2 separate regions of the Homo sapiens genome follow, and region 2 is linked to region 1. Evidence: chromatin contacts called from ENCODE Hi-C or POLR2A ChIA-PET data. All regions are on one chromosome and are shown on one strand. The core of a region is the stretch at or near the end of the contact, and the rest is flanking DNA. Distances in the headings are between cores, read along the strand shown. Region 1 has its middle 9.1 kb from the start of LINC01736. Region 2 overlaps GALNT2 (polypeptide N-acetylgalactosaminyltransferase 2).

Evidence for each region. Hi-C counts contacts between places; a loop is a spot of excess contacts on that map. ChIA-PET counts read pairs that join two places held with the same protein, here RNA polymerase II (POLR2A).
Region 2: a loop to region 1 is called in a map of gastrocnemius medialis, with 4 times the contacts of the local background. The contact joins two enhancer-like sites. A Hi-C loop is called at or near these places in 1 of 168 maps with a recorded cell type or tissue (gastrocnemius medialis). POLR2A ChIA-PET finds 5 or more read pairs at or near these places in 2 of 52 experiments (Caco-2 and OCI-LY7).

The regions. Positions count from the first base shown.
Region 1 is chr1:230,009,772-230,013,908 of GRCh38, reverse strand. No RefSeq gene overlaps it. Among named protein-coding and RNA genes, the nearest start is that of LINC01736, 9.1 kb to the right of the region's middle. Within about 2 kb of position 1,953, at least 2 of the 41 ENCODE cell types and tissues checked have a DNase peak (open chromatin) inside an H3K27ac peak, as active enhancers do; they include gastrocnemius medialis, where a contact is called at or near this core.
Region 2 is chr1:230,213,330-230,217,466 of GRCh38, reverse strand. All of the region lies in intron 3 of GALNT2 (polypeptide N-acetylgalactosaminyltransferase 2), which reads right to left. Among named protein-coding and RNA genes, the nearest start is that of GALNT2, 150 kb to the right of the region's middle. Within about 2 kb of position 2,211, at least 22 of the 41 ENCODE cell types and tissues checked have a DNase peak (open chromatin) inside an H3K27ac peak, as active enhancers do; they include gastrocnemius medialis, where a contact is called at or near this core.

The sequences.
Region 1 (4,137 bases), core at 704-3,203:
ACTACTAAGTGTGTATTTCAGGAGTAAGGAGACTGAACCCAGAAGGAAAGAGTGGGCTGCAAGGAAGGAGGGTGAAGAAGGAAATTCATAAACACAGGAGTAAATCTACAGAGATGTTGACAGTTTAAAACAAACCTAGATAGGGTTTGAGCAATATTCTCAACCTTCATCCATTCAACCAATATTTATCAAGCATTCAAAATGTGCCAGCAATGGTTTTACATGCTGGTAATATAGTGGTGAATTTAAAAAAAAATGTTTTAAATGCCTGCTTTTATGAAGTTTATAAATAAATAAGTAAACTATTTAGTATGCCATATAATGACACATGCAGTGGAGAAAAATGAAGCAGGGGCGGGGGATAAGGAGGGTTGGAAGGGAGGACAGGAATAAATAAAGCTCTGCCCTTACAGTGTGAGTCTAGACAACTAAATGGATAATTGAACTTTCATAGCTGCAATGTAGGTACCCTGAGGTTTGGGTGTAGAGACTCTCTGTTCTCATCTCTGCCTTCACCATCTTGGAAGAAGGGCTGCCTTTTCTTCCCCTTTTCTTTCTAATCCAAAGTAACTTTACATACATAAAGTCATGCTGATATATATATATATAAAATAAATGAGAAATATATATATCATATATATATATCTGATAAATGAGAAAGGCATGATCCTATGAGTGACCATCCCTGACTTCTTCCAAGAGGGACAATCTGTGAAGGTCAGTGCAAGTGGCAAAGTCATGGGAAGAAAAAGAAATCACCATTGGGCAATTTGGGGTAGAGGGTTGCTTGCAGCCAATCTTGTAACTCACAGCTTTAGGGAAAATATGACAATCTAACTGAGCAGGGGTCCTTGGGACTGAGGAAATTGCCCTCACAGGGTTAATGAGAATTACAAGCCAGGCTTTAGGCAGAATTATAGTTAAGCATTGACCAGGGAGCACTTGTGCCCTTCAACCTCCTTCCCCGCAGCTGCTAACTAACCAAGAGCTATGTAGCATGCTGGCCACCTGCTCCCTGCCATTCCTATAGATAGAATTTCTGACGCTGGACCTTTATACTGGAGAATTGCTTAAGGTGTTCTTCAGATTCTGAATTCCAGCAGAACGATTGACGCCAATCGGTCTGAGGACCCCCACCAAAGAACTGACTCAGCACAGAAATGTGGTTTCATCATCAATGTCCCCCTTCACTTATCAACCAATCAACCACTTCCACATCCTACTCCTTCAACCCTCCAGACCCCTGAAAAAACCCATCCCCAAACCTGTCAGGGAGTTGGAACTGAGGTTTCCTCCCATCTCCTCATTCAGCTACCCTACAATTATTCAACTCTTTCTCTGCTGCAAACTTCGGTGTCTCAGTATATTGACTCACTGTGCATCAGGCAATGAACCTAGCACCATTACACTGAGAGAGTCTCAGTAATTCGGAGTGTTATCAGAATTGAGTGCTTGGAAGGGTTTGGGAAGAAATGAGTTTAAATCAAACTCTTTTGAGGGAAAGTAAGAAACAGATTTTACAGGCTGCAGCCAGCTGTAAATTTGTTTTAGTGCCAGAGTTTTTAAGAAGTGGATTTTACAATCTATAAATCAGTTTTATTTATGAACTTGAACTTGATCTATTCTTCTTTCTATTATTTTTATAAAATAGGCCAAGCTTCCCTGGTGTTCTTTGGACAGTAAAGCAGAACAATTGTGCAATATCAGAGGTCCCCAACTTGTATAACTTAGAGTTGTCTGATTTATAAAGAATATTTCTAAAGAATTTTCTACAATGGGGGCTCCCCTGCCCTGCCTTCCAGGCCACTACTGTGGTTGAGGAAGGTGAGGGTCACCCCTATGCTTGGCTGAGGACAGAGCCAGGGAGAGGGATGGCACCCTTGGGACTCACACCCACCCACCTCGCGGGTGAAGTGGACTTTCACCAACCACGCTGGCAGTTAACTTCCATCCAAACAGAGTCTCCATGGAAAAGTGAATTCTGAGTTACAAACAGCCGACTTTAATCCAATTTTGCAAGTCACATCCACATGGGAGGGATGCCAAAGAGAATGACAATGACATAGGACCAGAAAGAAGACACCCTGCTTTGTTCAAGGAAAGAAGCTCTGCTCTCAACCCCCAGAATACTCAGCCTCATCTGGGAGGCTGAACTTGGCTCTGGGTGGGGGATGGGAAGAAGCTCACAGCACTTGCCCTGAAAGTGACCAATACACTGATGGAGGACCAGAGCCAGCAACCGGTGCCCTAAGGAAACAATCTACCCAAACAAAAAGGGTGAGCCACATCCTGAACGACCCTAAGCAAGCAACCTGCTATTTCCCTTTTGGGAGGTCTGAAGCAGGAGGCTAGCTGCCTCTCTTGGTTTTGGGCAATGCTTCCCTCTGGGGGAGAAGGGTTTAAGGCCTAGTGAGTCAGAGTCAACCATGCTCAACCTGGCCCTGATTTCAGTCTCTGCTCTCTTTGTCCTCTGAAACCTTGTGAGAAAGTAGCAGACACCTGATACTGCAGGCTCTTCTCACTTGCCCTAAGAAGATGGGAACCTGTCTTACACAAAGGGCAGCCTGAAAGTGGTAAATTCTGCTGTCCCTTAAGCCAGCCACTGAGGATTCTGGTCACCAGAATCACCTAGGGAGCTTTAAAAAATACAAGGATGCGGATATTTGGCTCCACTGCAGACAAACTGAGTCAGGAATTCTGGGATGGGGTCCAGGAATGTGTACTTTGTGAACCTTCCCAGATGATTCGGATGATAAACCAGGTCAGGGGAAATCTGATATAAGGAGCCCGAAAAGAATTCTCACTGTGGTGATTCAATCATTAAAACCCTATCGGCACATGAAGAACTCTTCCAAATCAATAAGAAAAATATGAAGCACCCCACAGAAACATAGACAAAAGTGATTTCCTTAAAAGAAATGCAATGGTCAGTAGCTACATGGAAAGATGTTTATCCTCACTAATAAAGAATTGAAGCAACCAGATGTAATTGTTTTTGCACAACAATTAGCAAAGACTTAAACACTGGATAATTCTGAGCGTGGCAGGATAAGAGGAAACCCACACTCTTGTCTGTTGGTGGGAGTGTGAACTGATGCAATGTGTTTGGAGAGCAATTTAGCAATCTCTGTCAAAATTTTACATGAACGTAGCTTTGATGAAGCACTTCAAGGATTTTACTCTGCAGAGATACTTGAAGCAGCATGCAAAAGATACATGTACACACATGGTCCTTGCAGCATTGCTTGTGATAGCAAGGACTGGAAACAACTTAAATCGCCACTAATAGCAGACAATTACACATTATGGTACAACCACACAATGATTATTATTCATTTGTTAAGAAGAACAGGCTAGATTTACATCTACCTATCTCGGGGGGATGTTACTTTGTGGGAAAAAAAAAAAGCAGTTATGTAAGTTATGTATGGTTGGAATCCATTTTGGGTAAAACAAAACAAAGGTAGAAATAGGTATTTGTGCGTATATGTGGATAGAATATTGAGAAAGAAGTTCAGGAAACTATAAAATGAAGTTACTTCTGGAGAGTGGGAATAAAGGTTTAGGGGAGAAAACTATCTTTTATTTACTTTTCACTTGTCAACATTATGAATTATTTGAATTTTACCATGAGCATATATTACCTTTGTAAAACAAAATAAAGCAAATGCACTAAAATAAAGAAGTTAAAACATACATATACACAGCCTCTATGAGTACGGTGACTACCTCACTCTCTGGTCTCACTCCCTGGAGCAGATGCCCCTAGGGTGGGGGCCACACCTCCTGCGCCCACCTCTGAATTTCACTGCAGCCTCATGGGCCAGTCCATGTGAACTTAACTCCCTTCCAGCAACTAGCACTTGCCACAAGCCTGTGTCCTTTCACTGTCTACCCCAGGGCCTTTACTGATGTCCCTTGAGTCTGACACCTGAGAAGGACAGGAGATGCAGCCTCTCAGGAGCAATCACTAATGGTGATGAAGTGTAGGGATAAAGGCCTCAGCCCCACCCTTCAAAGCAGCGCTGCAAGGAGTCCTGCACCCTTCTCAGAGGACCTGGTGAGGTCCCGCCCTCCTTTTCCGAAGTGATGATCTTGACAGCACACTCTTCTCCGTCTCCTTGCCCCGCTCCCTCC
Region 2 (4,137 bases), core at 962-3,461, 200 kb before region 1:
CTTTCTACTCTTCCTCATGGCCACCTGCCTAGCGACTCTGGCTTCCTGCTGTCCTTTAGATAGGCCTGGCACACTACCTCTTTGGGGCCTTTGCCCTTGCCACCTCCCCTGATGAGAACTCTCTTCCCAGTTATTCAAACGCACACTCCCTCGTCCCTTCCCTCAGGTCTTTGCCTAAACACCTTCCTGTCAGTGAGATCTTCCCTGATCACCTGTTTAGTACTAAAACCCTTGACTCTTTCACACTCCTAACCTCCACCGCTTTTTTTTTCTCTTCTGTATTTAACATGCTTTTTAAAAACCACATAATTAATGATTTATTTTATTGTTTTCTCCCCCATCCTCTTAATGTGAGCTCTATGACGGCAGAGTTTTTTTTTAATGTTTTGTTCACAGCTGTTTCCCCAGTGACCAGAAAAACACCTGTCATGTAGTTAGCACTCAAATCTTTGCTAAATAAATGCATAAATCCAAGAATAAAAATAAATCTTCAGTGAATATAAAACTTTAAATCCAAGTACAATATTCCTATTGGGATATTTCCTTTTTTAAATAACTTGAATTTCCAAAGAGGTGTGGATTTTCTCACATTATTGTCAGATGAAGAAAATCATGGCTTATTCAATATAGTTAAGATAGTCGTTACTATAAAAGTCTGAACTTTAAATTTTACAGATGGCAGTGGAGATTATGGGCCCTCATAGGTTCTACCATTAACATTTAACAACTCCAGAGTACAGGCCAGGCATGGTGGCTCATGCCTGTAAACCCAGCACTTTGGGAGGTAAAGGCAAGAGGATCACTTGAGGTCAGGGGTTTGAGGCCAGTGTGGGCAACATAGCAACACCCCATCTCTACTAAACAATTTTTTAAATCAGCTGAGTACAGTGGCGCACACCTGTAGTCTTAGCTACTCAGGGGGATGGCTTGAGCCCAGGAGTTTGTTACGGTGAGCTATGATCACATCTCTGTACTCCAGCTTGGGCAACGGGGTGAGACAACTCCAAAGTATATGTGAATTGTCAGTTACACCAGTGAACAGATCGGTGTTTTGACTTAATAATGAATGTACCATAAACTGACAATGCTGCTTCTTTTAAGTTCATTAGAAACATCACAAGTAATCTCCGAAACCATATTCAAGTGAAATACGTAGCCTAAATGACAAAAAAAGTTAAAATAAATTTTACAGTATTTTGACTGTTTCCTAAAATATACAAAACCCTTCCACTGAAAAAGAAAGTTGTTCTTTCAGTTTCATGGTTCCACGACGGGGGGCAAAGTGATGGGTTTTAAATGGATAGTTGAAGTAGGACAGTTTGTTAGGACTCGAAGATTGATCTCATTTATCAAGCAAAACTCTGTTGACTCCATTTTTCCTGGTCTAATTTCTTTCTGAAATAGGTAGGATCACTGCTTCACAGCTATTTCCACAACTGTTTTTGGTTCTATGATAAAACAATCCAATACCATCTCAGTGTGACAGAGGCATTCACATACTGGAAGCTGAAAGTCTGCCAGCCATGTCACACACATTTTGAGAGCAAAGTGTAACAAAATAACAGTTCATTCTTTACTTAAAGCTGATATATATACAAGCCACTAGTCACTATATTAATGTCCTGAATTTGTGTAATTAATGTATGTAGTTTATGTGTACATCTGAGCCTAATAAAAATGCTGTAAGACAGGCCAGGCAAGCATGATTATTGTTTTACAGATAAGAAACCCAGGGTTTACAGAGATTATTTTAACCTCAGTCTGGGAGCTAACAGCTGGTTGAGCTATTAATAAAAGCAACACATCCCAACTTCAAGCCTGTATTTCCATTTACTCTCCTTCGAGATAGACATTATTGCTCAGGGCAAAATTTATAAACTGCCAAATTCAGAGTGGATTTGAATTCCAAATAAAACACTCAGGTGTTTTTCCTGCTTCCAGTGACAGTAAAGTTCCTTGCTGTAGACCAACCTACTCACTAAAAGCAACCAGAAATTCGGGATGAAATACACTGAAGAATCTATTTGAAGGCACTAGAGAGCTAGCAAAGCAGCCAGGTGTGAGGTCAGGTTTCCAGAAAGGAGAAGCACCTAGAGAGGAAGGCCAACATTCTCTGATCCTCTTCCCCTCAAACGGCATAGAGCCAAACGGCCGACTGAGCCGAGCAGAAGCGATGGTCTTGTAGGTGCAGAGCCAAGTGAAAGCTTCTGGAGGTGCTGTGGAGCTGTGGAGGCCAGAAATGGACTTCAGGGCTTGCTGAGGAAACTGGGCTCTGATACATATCCCAGACTTCCAGGTCGAATCCCACAGGGCTACTTCCTAGTGGCAAAAGAGAACTGGAAACTCACCAGCTCTCTCACAAAAGACCGAAACCCAGCTTTATACCAGCTCAATTCCAGACTTGATTAAGGTGACCTGCCCTATTTTAACTGCCTGCCAGAGAACAAAACTAAATCCTCTTTGGAGGAAAAAGTCAGTGAGAGCCCTGAAATATCTCGGTATTTATTCATACACAACAAAACACAATCACTGAAATGAAGAATTCAGCAGTGGATTTAAAAGCAGACTAGACAGAGCAGAGGAAAGGATCAATGAACAGGAAGCAGGCCAACAGAAATATATCCAGACTGAGACACAGGGAATCAAAAAGAATAAAAAGTACAGAAAAGAGCTTATGAGGGACAGAGGAAACGCAGAATTATCTAACAAAGATGAAATTAGGGTCTCAGAGGAAGAGGAGACAGAACTGCAGCATGGCAAAACTGACAAGGCATGAAGCTCAAGAGTCAGGAAATTCCACAAATCCCAAACAGGTTCAGCACAAGGAAAACAACTGCTAGGCATATTATGGCAAAATTGCTGAAAAAAAGAAATATCTGAAAAGGCAGCTGGAAGGAAAAGTCAAATGTCTTCAAAAAGAACAAGACTAACGGTAGACATTTCGCCAGAAACAACAAAAAACAGAAGACAACTGAAAGACAACGTAAAGGTGCTGACAGTCACTGTCAACCCAGAATTTCACAGTCAGTGAAAAGACTCTTCAAAAACAAAAGTAAGCCGGGCGTGGTGGCTCACACCTGTAATCCCAGCACTTTGGGAGGCTGGGGTGGGCAGATGGCTTGAGGTCAGGAGTTCAAGACCGGCCTGGCCAACATGGTGAAGCCTAGTCTCTACTAAAAATACAAAATTGGCCAGGTATGGTGGTGGGTGCCTGTAATCCCAGTTACTTGGGAAGCTGAGGCAGGAGAATCACTTGAACTGGGGAGGCGGAGGTTGCAGTGAGCTTAGATCACACCACTGCACTCCAGCCTGGGCAACATGAGCGAGACTCCGTCTCAAAAAAAAAAAAAAGTAAAGTTAAGATGTTTTCAGACAAACAAAAGGATACAATTCATTGCCAACATACTGGGACTAATAGAAATACTAATGAAATACAGAAGGAATATGGTCTTAGGTAGAAAAATAGAAATATAAGAAATGAGGAGCAATGGGAATATAAATATGTGAATAAATCAAAAGGATATTTACTGCATAAAACAATAAAAGATATCCTATAGAGTTTATAAAGAAAGAATTAAGCTAAATGACAACAAGAGCACAAAGGGCTGAAGGTAAGTGGAAGGTAAATTATTAGAAGGTCTGTGCATTGTCTAAGAAGTAATAAAATTATTCATTTACATTAGGCTCTACATGTGGACTTACTAGTCAAGAATTTAGCAAACCAACAGAGAAGAAAAAACGTAGGAGGATGCAAGGGAAAAAGAAACACAAAGCAGGTGGAACTAAGAGAACACAACCAGTGAGATGTTGGTGTTAAACCCCAATAAACTAGTACTTACATTAAATGTAAAAGAACTAAATACACCATATAAAAGATAAAGATTGTCACAGCAGATGAAAGTCCAAAATCCAACTATAGGCTACTTACAGAAGATACACTTTAAATATAAGGACATAAAAAGTTTGAAAGTGAAAGCATGGGAAAATGTATACCATGCAAAAACATGAAACCAAAGAAAGATGGTGCAGCTCTACTGATATTGTAAAACAAGAAGCATTACCACTGACAAGAAGTGCATTTCATAATGATAAAAGGGCCAGTCTACTAAGAAAATAACAGAAACTCACAAACAGGTC